Linked DNA regions of Homo sapiens: region 1 is linked to region 2. Evidence: chromatin loops called from intact Hi-C (ENCODE). Cell type or tissue: heart right ventricle. All regions are shown on one strand. Each heading gives the region's core, and the rest is flanking DNA. Links, peaks and the distances in the headings are about the cores only. Region 1 overlaps ADD3 (adducin 3). Region 2 overlaps ADD3-AS1 (ADD3 antisense RNA 1).

The links. Hi-C counts contacts between places; a loop is a spot of excess contacts. Peaks named below come from ENCODE experiments on the same cell type or tissue, not always from the same donor. Only the 100,000 strongest peaks of a DNase experiment are listed, where the experiment ranks them.
Region 1: it touches region 2 in a loop (2.3-fold over the local background); 7 of 110 quality-filtered maps call a loop at or near these places.

The regions. Positions count from the first base shown.
Region 1 is chr10:110,105,795-110,108,720 of GRCh38, reverse strand. All of the region lies in intron 2 of ADD3 (adducin 3), which reads right to left. Among named protein-coding and RNA genes, the nearest start is that of ADD3-AS1, 99 kb to the right of the region's middle. In heart right ventricle, for the core only: no CTCF peak of the experiment used is centred there; no DNase peak of the experiment used is centred there.
Region 2 is chr10:109,977,030-109,979,955 of GRCh38, reverse strand. The region is part of intron 2 of ADD3-AS1 (ADD3 antisense RNA 1); the gene reads left to right. Among named protein-coding and RNA genes, the nearest start is that of ADD3, 29 kb to the left of the region's middle. In heart right ventricle, for the core only: CTCF peaks have their summits at 1,175 and 1,374 (motif pointing left); DNase peaks (open chromatin) are centred at 1,365 and 2,382; H3K27ac peaks cover 2,500 bases.

The sequences.
Region 1 (2,926 bases), core at 269-2,768, 130 kb before region 2:
GATAATCACCTAAGTCATAAAACAGTAAGTGTAAAAATTACTAATATAAGACTAATATAAAAAATTACTAATTACTAATTTCAGCTGATTTTTTAAATTTATCAGTAAATTTATTGAGCTTTCATTAAAATATTAAGATAAAAATTTTATTTATCTTTGAGATGGGTAGTTAATCATATTTTTACTAAAGTTCAATGTTAATAATCCTTTATAGTTGATATATTTGAGTCTCACCACAAAGTCCTGAGATAGGCAATGCCTTGCTCGAGGTTATAAAGCTAATAAGTAAATGGAATAAAGATTCAAATATGGAACCCTCAACTGAGCACAAGTTCTTTTCCTAATTTTATTCAGACTTGGATTGTATCTCTGAAACCAAATACAACTAATAAGCTAGCAGGCATGTTGTGATCTGAAATGTTGAGTAAACCTCTTAGGCTAGATTAGAGCATTAGACTGCAATGGCAGATAAAGCAAAAATATATATATATATACTGGCAGATTATGGTGATCCTGGAATACCAGGCTAAGTACTTGCCCTCTTGTAGCTAAGAATTCATCAAAGCATAATGAGAAACTTGATTTCTAATCAGGGTGGTGTGGCCACATACTGGGCTTAAGTCAGATTAGCCAACAGTTCCCTGGAGTCTCCACTAGAGAAGAACTGGTTAGAAGATCAAACAACATATACACAAAACCATGGCATAAACTATGTCTTCTTTCTCAGATACAGAAGAGCATAGAAGAGGAGGTAGTGGTAGTTGTTAAATTTTGTGAAGATGAATAAACCAGAATGCCATCAGGGTAACAGATTCAAGACCTTAAAAAACCAAAATACAGTCTAAGGAATTAAAATCTTCAAGTGTTGCCACAAAAGCATAATGTACTTCAAATTAGCAATAAATATATAATTTCCAAAAAACAGTTGCCGACTACGTGCTGCGTGCTGTACTGCATGCTCTTATGTTATTTTATTTAATTGTCACAACCGTGTGAGGTATTTTCCCCATTTTACCAACAAGGAAACTGAAGCTCAAGTTAAACGAGCTTCGTAATGTCACATAGCTAGTAAGTGGTAGGCAAAGTAAAATGTGAACCCAGATCCAAAACAAACACTTTTATAAAAAATTGTGTAAACAAAATGGGCAATGATGAGAAAATGTACTGACTCCTAACTTAGGTCAAAATGGCTTGGTACTGCAAAATTTCCATAGTCTGCTGCTATGTAATTTTTTTTGCTTTATCTGCCATTACTACCTCATGCTTTAGCCTATGAGGTTCTTGCAGCATTCTCTGATCACAACTTGCACTTCTCTAGCCCTGCTCGATCTACTTCATCCAATGGAAGTATTGACTTCCACTGTTCTTCTTCCTAATGAATTCTTTCCTTTATTCAACACATTACAAATGCTACCTTCTCCTTGAAGTCACCTAATCATCCAAGTTAGGAGGGATCTCTGTATTTCTTCTCTTCTACACTTCACTGTGAACTTTCCCTATACTATACTTAGGGTACCTAGTGTATGACTGTGATTGTTTAACTATTTTCCTGCTCTACTATACCATATTATCTGAGGACTGAAACTGTGTCTTTCACATTTCTAGATTCTCCCTGAGTGTGTAGTTCAGTGCTCAATTAATACTAAGTTAAGAGTTTCTTTTCATTTTCCTAGATATAAAGAAAGTGAAGAATCTGATCTCAATCTTGACCCAGTTAACGTAGCAAATATCCATTTCATAGGTTATTAGCTAGAAAACAGTCTTATCAGTCTATTACTTGAATGAGAAATCCCTGCTGTCTAATTAGGCCTACCCATAATCTACTAGGTAAGATTTATTTTCTTTAAATAAGAAATTCATCCTCATTGAATGTTATAAACTTTTAAAAAGCCATTTAATTCTTCAACTCAAACAAAATCCTACTTGAAAACTTAATTTGCCCCCAGAACATTATAGTTTGAACAGCTCTTCAAACATAGGTCCAAAAAGTATGGTAAAAAAATCACTAGGTGAAAAGCAAAATGTTTAAGTTAGAGACAGGGTGCCTTAAAAGCCTTATCTGAATCTCACACCCTTTTATTTTATATATCTATCAATGTCGAGGGAGTGAGGCTATAAACTTTGAATTCATAAAGTATGGACATAAATGGACTTCTAAAAATGTCAAATATTCAGAGATGTGAGATTCATGTAGGCTAAGAATATACTTTAAGTACTCACATATTCCGGAATACTATAAACCAAAAGTAGAATTCACTTGAGGCATCACATTTTAAAACTCTGTATCCAAGGTCAGAACTTTCAGGAGAAAGTGGCAGGAGATAAAATACTTAAGTCACAGAAAAGAGAACCAATTTGATTTTTTAAAAAAACCTGACCTGATAAAATTATTTCAATTAATGCTTAAAAAAAAAAAACTCCATGTTGGCTCATTTATCAGTAATGTCTAACTTACACTCAGATAATAACACTGATAAATATAGGAGACATCAGAGATGAATTTTAAATATCCACATCTGGATGTTTTACCTCAAAATTACTAGAGAGGAAAATTGGGGCAAAAAGTTAAAAAAAAAAAAAAGATTACAGACTTGCTGCTCCCAAGGCACCCTATAATTATGTTATTAGAGCTCTCCTAAAGCAGGATTAGGAGCATAACAAACTTACTTAGAATTTCTCCATTAAGAAATGTACTCATTTGGAAATAGAATACCACTGGCCCTGTTGAAAGGAGAAAAAACAAATAAACCATATTTTCTTCTGGATGGTCTTTCTTCTGTATCTAAGTCTTGATTAACATGAAGCTAAAGGTTAGAATATTTTTCTTGAAGCTGTGTACAACAGAAATGTAAATAAAGTTAAGAATACCTGCATCTTAAACTTCTCAACTGACCACAGATCATGGTGATTTTGACCAATTTGAATT
Region 2 (2,926 bases), core at 292-2,791:
TCGAGTGGTTCAGAGTTTTACTCAAATAGGAAGAAAGAAAACATCAGGTTGGTCCCTCTGGGTGAGAGATTGGGTGAAACTGCTTAAAAAATCCAGACCAGAGCCACATTCTGCCTTTAGAATCAGCTCTTCACTATTTTCCACCCAATTTTAAGGCCATGTTGTTATATAATTTGGATATGACAGCCAGAGATAATTTTCTGCTCGAAACAATTAGTCATATTTTAGGTTGGATAGGTTTGACTGAGTAAATCTTTCTTCAAGTGAGCATTTTATTAATTATAGAAAGGGCTTGGAGAGACATCCTTTCAAATAACGGAATCAAACCCTTTCTCTAAGAGAGGAATCCCTAAGCCTTGCTGGATCTTGCACAAAAATCATATACCATCCCACAGCTAAATTCATTTAGAATCCCACCAGAACATTCTAATGCAATTTTTATGAAGTGTCTTTTATTTTGTACTTGCTTACTCTGTAACAAATGAGTCATTGATTTTCAAAAAATTTTAAATGTATCCAGAGGGTTTTTTTTTTCTTTTCAGTTTTTGTTTTGAACAGCCATTCAGAAGCCAAACCCAGTAACCCTAAGTTCTCCTGGCTGCTTTGCTGTAAAGATAGCTTTCCTCTGAACTGATTGTAGTGGTTGCTTTGACAAGAACGAACCACTTTCTTTTTTTAAAAAAAATTTATTATATTTTATTTTAAGTTCCAGGATACATGTACAGTACGTGCAGGTTTGTTACATAGGTAAACGTGTGCCATGGTGGTTTGCTGCACCTATCAACCCATCACCTAGGCATTAAGCCCTGCATGTGTTAGCTATTTATCCTGATGCTCTCCCTCTACAGGCCCCAATGTGTGTTGTTCCCCTCCCTGTGTCCATGTGTTCTCATTGAAGAACGAACAACTTTCAACTAGCCAAATTGCTGAGATGTGAAAGAAGTACCTTACAAGTCTTTCTAAAATGTTGTCCAGCAATTATGTTTGAATATTTGTGTGTTATATTCAGGGAAGGCCTGAAAACAACAACAATAAAAATGAAACTTTAGGGTCAATCCCAATTTTCTTTGTGATCATGAGGTATTCTAATCTAGAGTTCCTTTGGGAGCCTTTCCTTGTGAGTTTAAGTAGGAAAGCCGACGGGAGCCTCACCGTACAGCTGTGGTCGGGTACAGTAATCCCCTGATGACTAGTCAAAGACAGATCCACTCGATGCCTATGTTTTTTTCTATCATTCAAGAGTGGCCAAGGAGACCAAGGGTAGGAGTGAGAATTCACTAGAGTTTTCAACAAAGCATTCCAATAAATTAAAAAAACAAACAACTTTTGTAAGAATGAAGTGTTTGGCAATGCTGGTTGGTTACAGCGCCCTCATGTGTCTCAGCATGGTAGTGTCATTTTAGGGCTTTCCAAGGGCATGAGATTCTCTCCTAATCATTAGACCAATGCTATTGAATGGAGTCCTTTTCCTCCATGTTTGTTTCTAGGGTCACAAATAGACTTCTTTCTTCTTTAGGTGTTAGTTTGAATCTCCAGTGTGATTATAATTTTTATTAGAAACTGTAAACATGAACTATCTCATTTTCCAGTCTGTTTCTGTGCATGCTCGATAAATGCTTGCTGAATTTGAGCTCATTTAAATGTCAATTCCTGCCAAAAAGTGAAAATAACCCAAATGCCCGGCTGGGGAATCAATAAACAAATTGTGGCACATCCATACAATAGAATACTACTTAGTAATAAAAAGGAAAGAACTACTGACACGCAGCAACAAGAGGCTGTGAATTATAAGGTTCTACTTATGTGACATTCTGGAATCAGACAGATACCAGATCAGCAGCAGCCACAGGGCTGGGGAAATATGGTGGGATTGGTTGCAAATGGGTATTAGGGAACTTTTCGGGGAGATGGAAATGTTCTTTATCTTACTTGATGTTGGTGACTTGACTACATACATTAGTCAAAACTTATCGAACTGGCAATGGTGGTATGACAATGAGTATAGCTGCTTTCCAAAACTCATTGAATTGTGCACTGGAAAAGGGTAAAATTAACTGTATATGAATGATACCTCAGTAAGCCTCATAAAAACTTTCAATTCCTTAAAAAATTATCATGGATTTCTTCCAGAGTACTGAACACCAACCCCTCTGGGTTGGTTTCCTTTTCTTTGCCTATCTGAAAAAGATGCCACGATTAAACTCTTAGACTCTGCAAGTTCCAGCCCAGTTCAAAGTCCCAATGGGGCCAGACTGCATTCCAAACAGTCTGCTCCCCGCCTCTGCCATTATACCAGAGACGGCGTATGCAGTGACACAGTCTCTGTAGCATTTGGATACTGAAAAGGAAAACATCAAAGTTCCGGGCCAGTGCTAGCTGCCACCAACAAGCACAAGCCCCTTGAGGAGAAATGAGATCTGGGCCCTGAAGGCAAATTCATACTGTCAGTTTGCTGGCTCTCCTCAGTGAAGGACAACAACCACGGTTCCTGGGCAGAAGCTGTGCTTTGTACAGATTTATTAGCCACTTGACTGAATGTTCTGCCCCAGGCAGTGCCCAATATCTGATTCTGGAAAACAACTTTGGTTCCCGCAGCTCCCAAGATGTTCTACCTACCCTCATTCCCTATGATGGTGACCTACAAATGTTGATACAGGCCAGTGGTTCTTAAACTTCACTGGGTTCAGGAATCACCTAAGGAGTGTATTTTCTAAATGTCAGTTCCCAGTCTTCACTTGCACTCTGAGATTCTAGTGTAATAAGCCTGGGAGCAGTTCCTGGAAATTGCATTTTAGAAAAGCACCTCTGGTGATTCTGATGCAGGAGGTCTAAGGCTCACACTTTAAAATATGATGATCTGAGGCCTGGAAAAATTCATATACCATCTAGACTTTTGTTTTCACTTGAAATAGTTGAAAAATTAATT